Regions from separate parts of the Homo sapiens genome. Here region 2 is linked to region 1. Evidence: read pairs that join two places in POLR2A ChIA-PET (ENCODE). Cell type or tissue: A673. All regions are shown on one strand.

Evidence for each region. Peaks named below come from ENCODE experiments on the same cell type or tissue, not always from the same donor. Only the 100,000 strongest peaks of a DNase experiment are listed, where the experiment ranks them.
Region 2: POLR2A ChIA-PET joins it to region 1 with 10 read pairs; 4 of 35 experiments call an interaction of 5 or more read pairs at or near these places.

The regions. Positions count from the first base shown.
Region 1 is chr1:61,110,277-61,118,276 of GRCh38, forward strand. The region is part of intron 2 of NFIA (nuclear factor I A); the gene reads left to right. Among named protein-coding and RNA genes, the nearest start is that of NFIA, 32 kb to the left of the region's middle. RefSeq lists a silencer at 4,301-4,595. In A673, no CTCF peak of the experiment used is centred here; a DNase peak (open chromatin) is centred at 535; H3K27ac peaks cover 3,695 bases.
Region 2 is chr1:61,232,620-61,240,619 of GRCh38, forward strand. All of the region lies in intron 2 of NFIA (nuclear factor I A), which reads left to right. Among named protein-coding and RNA genes, the nearest start is that of NFIA-AS1, 17 kb to the right of the region's middle. RefSeq lists a silencer at 1,258-1,552. In A673, no CTCF peak of the experiment used is centred here; no DNase peak of the experiment used is centred here.

The DNA of each region.
Region 1 (8,000 bases):
AGTTTTTACTCTTAGAAAAGTCAAAGAGTAACCCAGTGCTTGTCGAGGGGTAAAGGTATCATTTTTATGCAGCATATTGTGAAGTGATTAATTTTTTAGGTGAAAAATATATAGTTCACATAGAGATTATTTGGGAGAAAATGATTTTTTAAAAAATATGCAGTATCTGCGGGCAAGCATACGAACAAATATATATACACACACACGTATCAGTATAGAAAAATGTGTACTTTTAAAATTCAGTTGTCTTAATCTGAAGCTATTTGAGTCATATTCTCTGGATTTTTTAAAGCATCCTACAATCTGTATATATAATTAGGGGAAGTTGTAATAATTGCAGGAGTTATAAAAGCGAAATTTAGGTGGTGGGTAAGTGTATCTACATTTTGGCATAAATCACTACTTTTAGAGGATTTATATGTCAGACTGATAAGTTTCTTACCATGGTGAAATGACAAGAATACCACTCAGGCATTGGCTGAGACATAATTTTGACAGCCAGCAAGCTTGCAGTGTTGCTGAGTGCACAGATTTCCACTTCCTGCCAAGATTAAAATTGGCAAAAACCAAAAAGGATATTAGGGATTGTCACTTTAAGAAGAAATAACATGTTAATGTTCTGCATTTGCTTAAGAAATGTAAGAGTGATCTCTTGAACTGTAGTCTGTTGAAACTTACAAGTTTGCAATCAATAGAAGAGTTTGATTAATATGAGCATCAAAAATTAAAATAAGTAGAGGCTCTCTGACACTTGTTAGAATTAAGACTCATTATAGGTTTACTTAATAGGACATAATTACTTTCCTTCTATATAAGATGAATTCTTCACAAAAGCTATGAAATAGTTTTCCTCACAGTCCCTGAAGAACAAAGGCCTACTTTAAGTTTGTAGATTTGAAGACTGAATGCTTGCTTTACTTCCTGAATTTTCTTATTTTTTCCTGTGTGAGCAGATGGTTTTTCTTTTTATAAGTTGCCAGATCTTTCCTATAACAATAACTGCCATTATTGAGAACCTACTGTGCGCTTATTCTGTACTGAGCACTCAGATCTTCAGAGTTTTTTCTTACTTAGGACTTTTTGTTTAACTCTAGGTGTAAAAATGAAGAAAAAATTATATCTCATGTTGTGAAAGAGTCAGACTCTGAAATCTGCTTATACTTTGCTATTTACAGTAAGTACTTTTGAAACAGCTGTAGACGTTCAAATGAAAGTAGCAATGTGGAGTGGGGAATGTGGGAACATTCATTTGTGAAGACTTTGCATTTCTTCAGCTTTATAGCCAACAGAAAAGGAGATTGTTGTGCATTCTATTAAATACTGCCAGTATGATTAATTTAAAGGGTTACATTTTATTGAACCCTGGTGTAGATGTTCTTTGTCAACCCACATTCACAGCTAGTTAGAGTGTGTGTAGCATTTATCAAAACTTTCTGGAGCCCCTCTCACCTCATTAGCATCTGAATCTCTATTCAGCAGTTAATGTCCGTTACTGCTAGAGTGCTCAATTCTTGTTTTCAATAAGCCAGTTGTAAAATGTCAGACTGTCACTTACAATATAAAAAACCAAAAATGATGGTATTTGTAAAAATGTTATCACCTCATAAAAACAAATTGTAAAGACATGAAAGTGATCTTGCTATGCTGGTCTTTCAGAAGTGAGTTAGTACAGCTACTTTAAATACCAGTTGTGTAGATTCCCACACTTTTCTACCAATGGAGAGGTTTACACAAGCATAATTTAAGTTACAATTACACTAATTAACATCTCATTTGCATAAATTGTTGAAGTCAAAACAACAAAGAATTGTCTAAGAAGCTTAATCCTATTTGTCCAAAATAGAAAGATTTTTTTTTTTTAAAAAAAAACTATGCTCTAAAAATTGGCAGCTTAAGTATGTCTTTAGTATGTTGAGCTGTGTCCTTTTAAAAATAAATGTTTTCAATTTTCTTAATAATATATTTCTCTATTCTTTTTAGAATCCTTCATTTTTAGTATACTTTTAAAATTGAACACACACAACACTTTGGTTCCTAAAGTAATGATAACAAGAAATTAAAATCAAGGTACAGTATCATTTATATGTAGTAGTACAGAGTAACCATGACTTACTAGGTGTTATGATGAAGGTGTATGTGTGTGTATATGTGTGCATGCATGTAGATAAGTGTGTGCATTTGCACACATAAGAGTTTTAAGCTGCTCCTGTCATTTATTGATGGTCAAAGGTTTCTTTTGGCTATTGCTGGACTCTTAAGATTGTCTTGTAATTGTCTTTTTGTTGTTGTTGAAAATTAAGGGTGTATATTAAAGGTAGTTTTTACCCAGATCTTATATGTGTGATAGCTCACATCTGTAATCAGAAACTTACTGTTTAATGGCCACCCAATTGCCATTAGCTTCCTAGAGGGTGATTTAATAAACTATCTTCTTTAAAACTCATTTAAAATTAGAGACATGTTTGCATACAATGGATTAATGACGTTTTCATACTAACCCACAAAAGTCTGCTGCACTTTCTTTTGTAGGCCTAACATTCATTTCATATGCATTGATTATTATTGTTGAACTTGCATTAATTACATCGTGCATATATGGACATACAATGTCATCTGCAGAATTTAGGATTTTTTATTGTTAATTTTTATAGTGACTGTGGATTGAGGAATTAAAATTAGCATGCTTCATTTATAATAGTATTTCTAGTGTTTCATTAGCCCTAAAAATGTGATAAGATCAGGAATAAGATTGGAATGAAAATTTCTCCTTAAAATGGTACGTCTTTTGAAAACATTTTGTTTATAATATATAGCTAATCCTAATTTATTACAGTCTTTCAATATATTCTTTAATTTGATTCTATAAGGCTTATAAATCACTGTCTTTGAGATAAGTTTCTTAATTCACAGGTTTGTATCAGTTGTACTAGGTTTGGTGAAGGATGTCATCCTAGATATACAGTGTAGACGTGCTTTATGAAACATACTTCTTCTTAGGGACATTTTTAAATACCAAATGAGAATATGTTTGGTGGGCCAGGTGCAGGGGATCACACCTGGAATCCCAGCACTTTGGGTGGCCAAGGCAGGTGGATTGCCTGAGGTCAGGAGTTTGAGACCAGCCTGGCCAACATGGCAAAACCCAGTCTCTTCTAAAAATACAAAAAAATTACTAGGCATGGTGGCAGGCACCTGTAATCCCAGCTACTCTGGAGGCTGAGGCAGGAGAATTGCTTGAACCGTTGAGGCGGAGGTTGTAATGAGCTGAGAGTGCACCATTGCACTCCAGCCTGGGCAACAAGAGTGAAACTCCATCTCAGAAAAAAAAAAAAAAAAAAAAGAGAATATGTTTGGTAGAAATCTGAAAGAGAATTTATGCTGAATTGAGACCATTTGGAAGGCTTCTTGGGTAAAACTGATTTGAGTTGTGGATGAAGGATTGTTTGGAAATGAGAGAATGAGCAGAGGCCATGGTGGAGAGAAGAGTTGGAGAGCAGGTGAAAGGCGTGAGCACAGCTGCAGAAGCAGACATATGCACGATTTGTCCTAGAGCAGGTCGGTTGGCGAGTTTGGTTAGAATGGGGGGTTTACATAGCGGAGGGTATTGAATGCCAATTTAAAGATCTAGGCAGTAAGAATCATGTAGGGTTTTTGAACAGGGATATGACATGCTTCAAGAGGTTTTTTTTGAAAGGATTAATCATGAAGTCCAAATGTAGGGAGCATTGAAAACAAGAGTAGAGTGACAGACAGTGGAACAGTAGCTTTGTCTCGGCACAAAATTATAAATCATGATGGTTTTTATTTCCTGTGCCCTGAGTAATATCATAAACAAAATATACAAAATGGCAAGAGCACTTTTGAGATAATACATGGTTTCTGATTCTGAGTAGTACTTGAAACTTCAAAAATAACATTATACGATAAAACACATGTTATTTCTTTGTTATCTTAAAATAGCAACAAATTCTATATACGTAGAAAGACCTATGTAGAAAAAAAATGAACATTCTAGCCTGGACAACATAGCAAGACCCCATCTTAAAAAAATTTTTTTTTTTTAGTCAGCCAGGTGTGGTGGCCTTTGCCTGTAGTCCCAGCTACTCAGGAGACTGAGGTGGGAGGATCACTTGAGCAGGGAGATTGAGGCTTCAGTGAGCCTCAGTTGTACCACTGCACTCCAGCCTGGGCAACAGAGCAAGATCCTTTCTCAAAACATAAAGCAAAAAACATTATTTCCTTTCTCCTTTCAGAGGAAAATTATTTCCAGATTATTTTTTCTTATATTTTTTTAAAAGTTGGCTTTAAGGGAGCACGTTTCTCTTTGAGGGTGGCCTGTTTCATTGTCAATATTTGCTCTTCATTGGAAGCTGAGGTCATGTCAGAGTTACTCAGGAGAAAGACCTGGACTTTTCTTCTTATCTTTTAATGGTTTATCATTGATAAGTTTGGACATGGTATGCATGGTGACTTTTTTCACTCTTGTCACTTTTCTATATTTACCTTGTTCATAGTATGTAATCTGAGTGCCTTCAAGACACTAGAAAAGATTTGATCTCAAACACCACATTTTGGGTATTTTAATATAATCAGGAGAAAAGTGGATATAATATTCAGACAGGAAGCTGGAATACACTGGCATAGGTAGAAGTATTCATTTCAACATTAAGTGAATATATATATATTTGTTGTTGTTTGTTTTGTTTTGTTTTTGTTTATTTTGGTTAGAATCTCACTCTGTCACCCAGGCTGGAGTGCAGTGGTGCGATCTTGGCCCACTGCAACCTACACCTCCCGGGTTCAAACTATTCTCTTTGCTCAGCTTCCTGAGTAGCTGGGATTACAGGCAAAGGCCACCACGCCCAGCTAACTTTTTGTATTTTTAGCAGAGACGGGGTTTCACCATGTTGGCCAGGCTGATCTTGAATTCCTGACCTCAGGTGATCCACCCACTTCAGCCTCCCAAAGTCCTGGGATTACAGGTGTGAGCTACTGCACCCAGCCGCAAATATATATTGATAACTTACTGGAAGTAAGGTAACATGGTACAGGTTGGTAGAAGAAATATAGAGAAAAACAGGAAGCTGGGCTTCCCTTCCAGATGTCCCTAGATTCAAAGGGGAAGAGGCAAAATGTATTAAATGCTGTCTTACACATAGACTACAAGGGATTTACTTGGCCAGGGAGAGAACAGGGTTGATTCTGAGCTGGAGAGAATGAGGATGGCTTCTGTGAAGGAGATGACCTAAAGCAGGGCCTCGAAGGTTGGCAAGGGACTTGCAGGGACAGAGCATGGAGATGGGCATATGTAGCGTGTGTTCTGGACACGGCACGTGGAGGCAGAGCACACATGCATAGAGTGTGTAATGCTTCACTTCCATCCTTGTTCCTTCAGCAAGCACCCGTGCTTTACCTCGTGCTGACCCTTGAGCAAGGCTGCCCGTGAGAAACTTCCCAACTTCATGGGCAATGTTGAAAACATTTGTCCACTTGCCCTTGCCCCAGAGAGGGAGAAGGTCCACATATGGTGCCTTTGACATGTTATCCCTTGGCATAAAGTTTGGCCCAAATGTACATTTGAAACCTCACGTTCCCTCGATAAATTTAAAGTATGAAACTTTTGAAACTCTAAAAAGGTGGTGAAGACCACAGTTCTCCCTGTTCTTTTTCTTCTTTCACTCTGCAGCTGGATTCTGCCTTTCCTCCAGTGGTTATCTGAGGAGTGTCTGCCATGTCTTCTGTTTTTTTTTTTTTTTGCCTTGTTTTGAGGAGTCCCCTTTTTTCCTCCCCTGGGAGAGTTTAAATATGATGCTGATTTCTTGTCATCTTAGGGCTCCTCAGCTACAACAAAGTTAAATGGTATAAAAGCAAAGCCCAAATTAGAGACCCTAAAATAACCTTGGAGAAGGAGAGTTCTCAGTTATCAGTAGAATTGTCTTAGGAATTTGAGGAAGCCCTTGTATACAGTGAAAATGAGACCCTAAGTTAATTAACAAAATGAAAATAACTTACAGTACATATCTGCCACTTCCAGTACTGCTATAAATAATTGCAAGTGTAAGGATTTTTAGTGCAAATATGCAGAAAACATGGGCATAGAAAGTTTAGATGACCTTAATGAAGAAACAGAGTTGGCTCTGAAACTGTGCTTAGCAGGAACAACGTTTTGTGCACTTGATAAACACTGTCAGTTGTTAAGGCATCTTCTGATAGGTGAAAAGCGGTTTTTTGATGCAGTACTGCCTGGCATGCATCTTCTCGATGGTCTGTTATCTTGTGGGAATGACATTCGTTAAGTTGTTTTCTGTGTGCATCCCACCCAAATAAAGAATGTTTCATCAGCAAAGTGAATTGCCGTATAGTCATCAGACTCTAGAAATAAATTATCAACGATGACTGCAGTGGGTGAGGCTGTTTGTTTATCACATCACTTGAGAACAGAGTAAAGTGAGTTTCATATTTTCCTGAGTCTTGAATTCTCATTTTAGACATCTGTTCAGAAGCTTTCTAAGCCATGGAGTATTCTAAATGAGCATTTTGTTAAATGGATGAAGGAAGACTTAGTTTTCCATTGTTAGGTGAAACCTAATTAAAAATTAAATAATGACCTTGTGTTGGCTTGTAAATTCCTTATTTCCTGCATGTGTGAGTGTATTTTGTTAGAACATTCCATTTTAAAGCATGCCTTTTTTATGACAAGAAATACTTTTAAAATACTATTTGCTTTTGAAATTACAGTAGGGAATCAAAGGATAGTCTCTTGTTGAGAGGAAGGTATTAGAAGCATGTAGCTTTATGAACTATATTTTCTGTGAATATAGCAGAATTAGTTTAATTGTTCAATTTCACCCTCTCCAGCATGATTGCACCCATCAGGGCAGTTAACAGAGACACCGCTATTTGTGTTATACTAGGAATTCTTTATAAACTTAATAAATGAAAGCTTTTTCTCTTATAGGCCCGATTCTCTAGTGGACTTCTGGTGAAATTATGTGGCTACCTTCCATTAATGTTAATGGAGGTTATGGATATAAATCCCTCCATAGTGATGGAAGAATGAGCCCCAGAGAGAAGAATGTTTCTAATGAATCACTGGATTGTGATATAGGATTAACTTGGTGTCCCTAATACCATTTTTTTTTCCTCCTGAAAGTTTAAGGTCTTATGTTTAGGAACTAGTTTCTCTCCACCTTAATCCTTTATTGTCAAGTCTGCAATAATGTTAAGAACAGGAAAAAAAAATGTAGATTCCTGGATAGGCACAGTTTTTATATTAATGTAACTATATAGGCATAGTTTTTATATTAATGTAACTATACAGCACCTATTTTTGTGTTTTACTATTACTTGGCAGACATCTTGAGTGTTTTACAAGGTTATCGTATATTTCACTAATAATCGTTGCTTGATAATTTGGTGTCCTGACAGACTGCAGTTTATTATTTAGTATTAAAGCTCTCAAATGTATTTATTGAGCACCTGCTGGGTACAAGGCTTTGAGCTTAGTGATGAAAGCATATGACATAGTCTGTAGCCTCAAATTTTCTATAATCTCGTGATAAAAGTAGGTACCAGTTCATTAGTTGCTTTCCAGTGGGGCACAAATTATGGAACATCGTCTGGCTGGCCGGGCGTGGTGGCTCAAGCCTGTAATCCCAGCACTTTGGGAGGCTGAGGCAGGTGGATTGCCTGAGATCAGGAGTCCAAGACCAGCCTGGCCAACATGGTGAAACCCCATCTCTACTAAAAATACAAAAAATGAGCCAGGCATGGTGGCAGGCGCCTGTGATCCCAGCTACTCAGGAGGTTGAGACAGGAGAATCACTTGAACCTGGGAGGTGGAGGTTGCAGTGAGCTGAGGCCGCACCACTGCACTCCAGCCTGGGCAACAGAGTGAGACTCTGTCTCAAAGAACAAAAAAAAAAAAAAGAAAAGAAAAAAAAGAAATATTGTCTGGCTAAAGAAAGGAAAAGAATTCTTATTCAGAATCAGCATGATCA
Region 2 (8,000 bases), 120 kb after region 1:
GGCCTGTAAATATTAGTTCCATTAATTGTGGCAAAAATTAATGCACAGAGATTTTTTTAAAAAACACTTGTGACAGGAGTTTTTTTTAAAAAACATCTTCCTTTCCAGTTTAGTTTAGTTTTTCCTGCTCTAAGTATAAACACTTTCTACTTTCTTCCCTTTTTATGTAAGTTTTTTTCTTTTTTGAAACCCATCTCAAGCTCCATCTCCAAGAAACTCTCTGTGGGTACTTACGTCACCCCAAGTTTATTTTTCTGAACTCTTGCTTTTTCACTCATTGCTCATAAATTCATTTGGCAAGAATTTTTCGTTGGGTTTTAACCACTCTTTTAGTTCTGGTTTGTTCTATTTTTTTCTCAGAATTGTAATTGAGTGTATATTGTCTTTGCTAAATAAATTCTAAGCTCCTAGAGTGTGTATTTAGTGCCTTTATATTGTCTCTGGACTCTGGAGCACTGCTTTTTAAAAAAATGTTCTTTCTTTTTTCCCCCTCCCTCCTTGCCTTTCACAGACATTGATTCAGTACCTACTATATTCTTGTCTAAGCTATGCATTGGATTTTGTAGATGAAAGGCAGCCTAGAAAAAATCTTATACAGAAATTATTCTCAAACTATTGTGTGCACAAAAATCACTTGGAAAGAATTGTTAAGCAAGTATTTTCCCAAGCCTTAAATGCAGAGATTCTGAACTAGAGGCCAAAGATCATGCTACTGAATACCAGGTGATTCAGATGCAGGGAGCCCACAGACCATACTGAGAAACTCAGTTCATAGGTGACGGGAGAAAGTTCCGTAAGTTGACCGTCACGATGCTAAGCTATTTAAAAAGGCCTGTGGTAGCAACATGCTGCAGGTATTTGAGGAGCCCAGTGAAGGGGAACCTACTGAAACTGGGGAAGTCAGAAGAGTCTCGTCATAGTTGGTGCTTACTACTTGTGCTGTGAATAGAAGAATGAATATTTGAATTTATAATTGGAGGAGGTGGTTGAAATCCTGGGGCCTTATGACCTTGAACAAATTCCTTAATTTCTCTGAGCCCGAGTTCCTTTATCTGTAAAATTGGGATGATAGTAACCACCTCAAAGAGGATTTGTGAGATGAAATTAATAGACATAAGTAAAAAACCTAGCACAGTGCCGACGCAGAGGTGCTCAATCAATAATTACACTTTCCCTTCTGTGCCAGCAGCCTCCTGGAGATAGCTGTGGTCTCTCCTTGGGAGGGTGTTTGGCCATGGGTCAGTGTATCCACAAAGCTACAAAATTGGTTTCCATTACATTAGTTTCAATAGTTGCTTGGCATAATTTATGATTTTCTACTGAGAATCTATAGGTAGATCTACAGAGAGCTGTGAAGAGATCCTTGACCTCTTAACTGTTTCTTGTTTTAAATCATCTGGTCAGAAGGGGAAGTGAGAGAATGGCTCTCCTTTCCACACAAAGACCTAATGTAGAAAGTGGCTCCTGGCTGGGCGCGGTGGCTCACACTTGTAATCCCAGCACTTTGGGAGGCCGAGGCGGGCGGATCACCTGAGGTCGGGAGTTTGCGACCAGCCTGACCCACATGGAGAAACCCCATCTCTACTAAAAATACAAAATTAGCCTGGAGTGTTGGCACATGCCTGTAATCCCAGCTACTCAGGAGGCTGAGGCAGGAGAATCGCTTGAACCCGGGAGGCGGAGGTTGCGGTGAACCGAGATCGTGCCATTGCGCCCCAGCCTGGGCAACAAGAGTGAAACGCCATCTCAAAAAAAAAAAAAAAAAAAAAAGTGGCTCCTGAGACCACAGACCCAGCTTTGTGGTTTTGAATGCTTGATGCTGATAATCCTTGCGTTATGCGGGTATACGTCTGCCTCCTCTGTTCCGATTGCCAACTCTTCTGTGAGCTCTGAAAGTTTGTTCTCTTGTTTCTACCCACCTACCATATTACTTTGCCCTTACTAATCCCTTCATAAATACTAGCATATAAAAGAAAGTAGTCCCTCAGAGAGGCCCCTAATGGTTAGCTCTAGTCCCAGCAAGAGATGCAGTATTTAACTACTTTAGGCAAAAAAAAGGTTGTGCTTTTCGTGTTACCATAAAACTGTCAATATTCCCTCCTTTCTAGCTGTGCTGCTTTAATGGTCTGAGAGCGGATGACTTACAAGTTACTCAAGAAGACTGAGTATGTATTTTGACTGCCTGCACTTCCTGAATAGGCTTTTTAAATTAAAAATACAGTTTATGTTGTTTTACTTTTTTTGTTGTTGTTTTTAAGTGGCTACATCTGCATTGTTTCCTAAAAACACAATAGCTGCGATTGGCCATACCAGTTGGCATCTGTCTGTGGTTCCCCTGGCTTCTTATTTTAGTTCCTCCCTCTTCCTGGTAGGTCCTGTCTTGATCCTAGTCAAGCCTTTATACCCCTTTTAAGACTTTTTTCTTAAGAAAGAAGCTATTCCCACAAAAATAAGTTGCCACTTGCAGTGAAAGGCATAATGGACAGGAGGACCAGTGTTTGTTGAGTGAATAAAGGAATGAAACTACTACATCACAGGCAATTTTTAAAAATGAACAAAGGGGCTGGGCGCGGTGGCTCATGCCTATGATCCCAGCACTTTGGGAGGCCGAGGCGTGTGGATCATGAGGTCAGGAGATCGAGACCATCCTGTCTAACACGGTGAAACCCCGTCTCTACTAAAAATACAAAAAAATTAGCCAGGTGTGGTGGGTGGTGCCTGTAGTCCCAGCTACTCGGGAGGCTGAGGCAGGAGAATGGCGTGAACCCGGGAGGCGGAGGTTGCAGTGAGCCGAGATGGCGCCACTGCACTCCAGCCTGGGCAACAGAGCGAGACTCCATCTCAAAATAAATAAATAAATAAATAAATAAATAAATAAATAAATAAAAATAAAAAATAAAAAAAAATGAACAAAGGTTGGGTTTGGTGGCCCATGCCTGTAATCCCAACACTTTGGAAGGCTGAAGTGGGAGAATCACTTGAGCCCAGGAGTTTGAGACCAGCCTGGGCAACATAGTGAGACCCCATCTCTTTAAAAAAAAAAAAAAGCTGGGTGTGGTGATGCACACCTGTGGTCCTAGCTACTTGGGAGGCTGAGGTGGGAGGATCGCTTGAACCTGGGAAGTTGAAGCTGCAGTGAGCTGTGATAGTGCCACTGCACTCCATCCTGGGTGACAGAGTAAGATCCTGTCTCAAAAAAAAAAAAAAGAAAAAGAAAAAGAAAGAGACAAAAGGTTTTTCAGCTTCATTTGTAAGAAAAAAGACTGAGTTGGCTCCCCCACTCAACTGAAGATTGTCTTGCTATTATAGAGACACATAGTTGTTTTAGGTTAGTGCCTGACAATGTGGATGACAGATCAGTGGGGAATGATATGTTATTTACATGGTTCTGAACTTCACTTCCCTCCTCTTATCCCTACTTTGGGGCTGATCTTATGTTCTACTGCTGATTCAGAACACGTTAAAAACAGCCTGAAATGGGCAATTCATCTGCATCCAATTCAAGGTATACTTATTGTTTTGGAGAAAAGTCCATCTTAAAAAAAAAAAAAAGGTGGAAAGAGAGGGCAGAGAGAAGCCAATTTCTCTAGGTCAGTATCAACATGGGAACAGCCATCCTATTTAGAGCTGACAAACCCAGTAGCCATCTGAGAGAGTTCTTTAGCTAAATAGGTGTGAAGCAGGGGCTGTATCTTGAGGGTACTTGTAGTTAGGGTCCCCAAACATATGGCACAAGCTATCTTTGAACAAAATAACAGACGGCAGTGTTTGCTCTGTGCTTTTAAGGCAGGTGTTTTATATAATTTTTACGTTATTTATTTGATATGATTTCTCACCAATGTACTTCATCACATCTAAACCCCAAATCATGACCCTTACCTACAAAAATACTACACAGAGAAAGAGAAAATGCCGAAGTTGTAGGGCTAACAAACACCTTCCAAGCCACACTTTGGCCTAATAGTATTACTTGGATATGTTTTTAACAGGTACTAAACAGGATTTTTTTTTTTTCAAGAAAGGACTTCTTTCTTGTTTGTGATCATTTTGTTATTTTTGCAACTTCTTTCTTTTCCTTATTGTCTAAAATGGCTCAGTGTATTCATCAGTGGTATTAACGTGTGAAGGACATAACCAAGGACTTAGTCCATAGGCAGATATGGTCCATTTCTCTAATCATTTCCTGCCCAAAGAGCTATGGCAATCACTCTTTTGCTTGTCACCAGTGAGAATATCTTAAGAAAATTAAATTTTCTAAGAAGAAAACAGAACAACCTCTTTGAAGCCATAGCCAATGACTCTTTCATACTTTTATTCCAGAGGCTGAGGTGTTTCATAATTGTTGAATGAATTAATTAATACATATCTAGAACCCTTCTTCTCAAGTCCAGTCTAATATAAGCTCCTGAAGGGTGGGGACTTTTTGTCTCTTGTTCACTGCTCTATTCCTAGCACCTTGATCACTGCATGGCACATAGGAGATGTGCCTCACCTCTCCACCACCATGTTGAATGAATAAATGATCAAAGCATTTCTTAACCCTAAAATAGTTGGTGATATAGTTATCTCTCATTTGCATTATTGAGAACATCAAACTTACATAGCCATGTCGCAAGTCAAAGCACTCTCCCAACTCAGAAAAATATGCACTTATTATTATTTTAATTTTGTATTTCCATAGGTTATTGGGGAATAGGTGGTGTTTGGTTACATGAGTAAGTTCTTTAGTGGTGATTTGTAATTCTGTTAAACAGAAGGTAATATGAGAAGCTCATCTTTGTTGGATGACATTAGCAACAGAAGAATTAGTTTGACAATTGACTGATAAATCTCTGGCAGAGAAAATATTGTGCTTATGTATATTAAAACTGAAATTCAGAAAACAAATAGTGTTTTCATCATTGGCAGAATAGGTAAAAGCAAGTAAACAAACAAATAAAACCCATTGTGGGTGTTCTTTAATCAACAGAATCAACAGGAGATAAGCCCTTTTGTTTCTTCATTAGTTATTCCATGCAAGTTTTTTTCCTCTCCCATCATTGTTTTCAAATATGGATTTCAAGATGCACTATTTTGTGAGTTTACTACATTCTTGTTTTCATTCTTGTGCCTGCTGTAGGACCTTGATTTACCCTTACCACTTTGCTGTGCCTCAGCTTTCCCAGATATAAAATTGGCATCACAGTACTCATCTACCTAGTAAGGGAGTGGGGAATATGAGACTTAATTAGGGAACAGCTGTAAAACCTCTTGAGATAGTTCTGTGAGTCAGAATGGAAGTGCATCATTATTAATCATTATTATTATTGTTAGTATTTTCAAATGGCTCAAAGCCGTCTCTAAATTTAATAGTAAAATGAGTGCATCTAATAATTCTTTGTATGTACATGCTCTGTGGTCATGCATTTCACAAATTAAATGGCAGAATACTTGTAGGATATGATTATAATGATCCAAGTAAATGATCCTCAACCAATTCAAGATTATGTGATTAAGACCCCAAGGAGCTAAAGCAAGCAGTTTGCTTTGTTACCTTTTAGCTTCTCGAATAACCCATTTTGTGTTAATTTATGTGAAAGGGAAGAAGTTAGCTCTTTAAAAATTAACTTAGAGTTTTCTGTGTCATTAGTTTGGAATTTGGGAGTAAGTGGGTTACTCCTTAATTTCCAAATAAATCTATCTGTAACACCTTGTCCATAATCTACATTTAAATGGTTTCGAATATGATTGGCCTAGCTTCCTAGCAGTTGTTGAGTCGAGCATAATTTATGAACTTTCAGAGTCATATGCGGTATCTTCAGACATCATCGGAAAAGAAAATTATATGTTTTAGTTTTGCAGTTGTTCCCTTGTCTCCTGTACCCTTCTGTCAAGAAACTGCATTTGTCTCTGAGGTTATGTTGCAAGTCAATGGAGAATTGCCTTCCACCGTACACTGCTTGGTTTCAGCTTGAATTATCTCAGACAGACATCCTGGCTAGCTGCAATGCAAGCTCACAGGGCTCAAGCCTGAGAAGACCTAAGTTTGGCAGCGCACTAAGTTGAGGATGAGAAAAGAAAAAAGAAATTCTGTCTTTTCTGGTGCTTTTCCCTCTTGGTTTCTCCACTAAAAATCAATAGCGTGGTCGATAGTTGGTTTTGAGTTGTCCCCTACATGCTGGAGTTTTTCTGATGTAAACCTTTGGTGTCTGGGCTTCAGACATTATAATGTGTCAGGGAAAGTTTGATAGCTGTCACAGCTCTCCTGGGTTACATTTTATTCCCACGATAGCCTTTGTAATTTGAGAAGGGAAGAATAGATCAATTTTTATACCATTTAGTTGTTGGGGGAATTTCTTTTCCATAAATTGATTTTTCTTTGAAAAATTTACAATATTTATTTTCCTTCTTCACAGCAAAAGCAAATAAAATGAAATATTTTCATTAATGAATATTTTAAAATAAAAGCAATCCCAATCTTGCTGTAAGTTGTTAAGACTCAGTTATATCCTGTTCAGGATTTCTCACGTTCCTTTTGCATAACTTGGAATGACACTTTTAATTTTAAATGTATCCATTTGGGAAAACCTGGTGTCTTTTCTTAGTAGTACTCTAGAATGGCAATATCACGAAGAATAAAGTGGCACAACAACAGCTCTAATGCTTGCGTGGTTTTAATGCAGATTTTGGTTTCTTTGAAACTAAATGATTACTTTTATGGATACCAAATAATTATGGATAATGAATAATTATTATAAGTGATGTCTGTTAAAAAGTGTTTATTTTTATTTTGAGTCTTTTCTATGAAATCTCGTTATCGGGACTATCAGATAACATTAAATCATTAATTTTCTCTTCTGAAAATATTTTTAGTTGCTTATCTATCTTTCATTCTAATATGTATTCTTCTTCAACATAATAACTCTTATTAGAATTATCCTTGAAAAACTTTGGGGTAACTTCTAGCATGTTCTATGAATATAAGGTGATAAAATTGTGTTTGTAAGGTGGCTTAAAGTTTCAAAAGATAGCTTTCTGAGTGAAATAATGTTTGTATAAAATTGTGTTGAAACAGCATCTTATAGAGGAGCAAATGCTATGTCTTTAAACACTTAATATATTATTCGAAATAATTGTCAAATATTTGAACAATAATATTTAAGAAGGAACACTAGAATTGGGTGTCTTTTCATCAGATAGTGTTAGATATCAACTATGCTGTATTAATTGAAAGGATTTGGTATAATCTCATAAAGAAACAGGCAAATTCTGGGGTTTCCTCTCTAGTGAAAATATATCATTCATGTCTTTCATTACTGTGCTATAATTATGGTAAGTGAAGCAGAACGAGATCGATAGAGCAATTTATCAATGCATTCCAAACTATTCTAGCATGGTTTACGTCATATCTCTGCAGATACTGTCATTCAATAAAGAGACATCTAATAGTATAAAGACTTCAGATGGATCCATTTCAGCATAATGTCTTTCTACGTGATGTTCTAATTTCGATCATGGTTTAACTAATTGTTTCACTCTGTATAGTATTAAGTGAAGTAAAATGTTTTCTTTGTTGAATTTCAATAGAAATTTTAAAATTCAGCTTTCAAGTGTAAAAAGCACTGCAGTAGTGGAAACATTGTTATTAATGGATGGCTTTAGCCTTCTTTTTCAGTGCCATTGTAAGTTATATCACCATTGAAACTAGAATACAAGTCAGGTATCCATCATGCCCCCAAAAGCATTAAAATTCAAATAACAAAAATAACAGTCATTATTTAATGACTGTAAATTTTTGTCTTTTAACATCACAAGATTCAAAATTCTTTAGGCTTTATCACCGTATTTATGATTTAACTATAAGAGTAGGTTCACAGGCTAGCTCATTTAGACTTTTTTTTCCACAAACCGTACACAATGGGGTCTTTTTTTTAATCGTAAATATTCCCCCCATACTGACATGATATTAAATATTGATAATATTGAAGAGAAGATACTGAAGTATACATGAAAGTGTTATT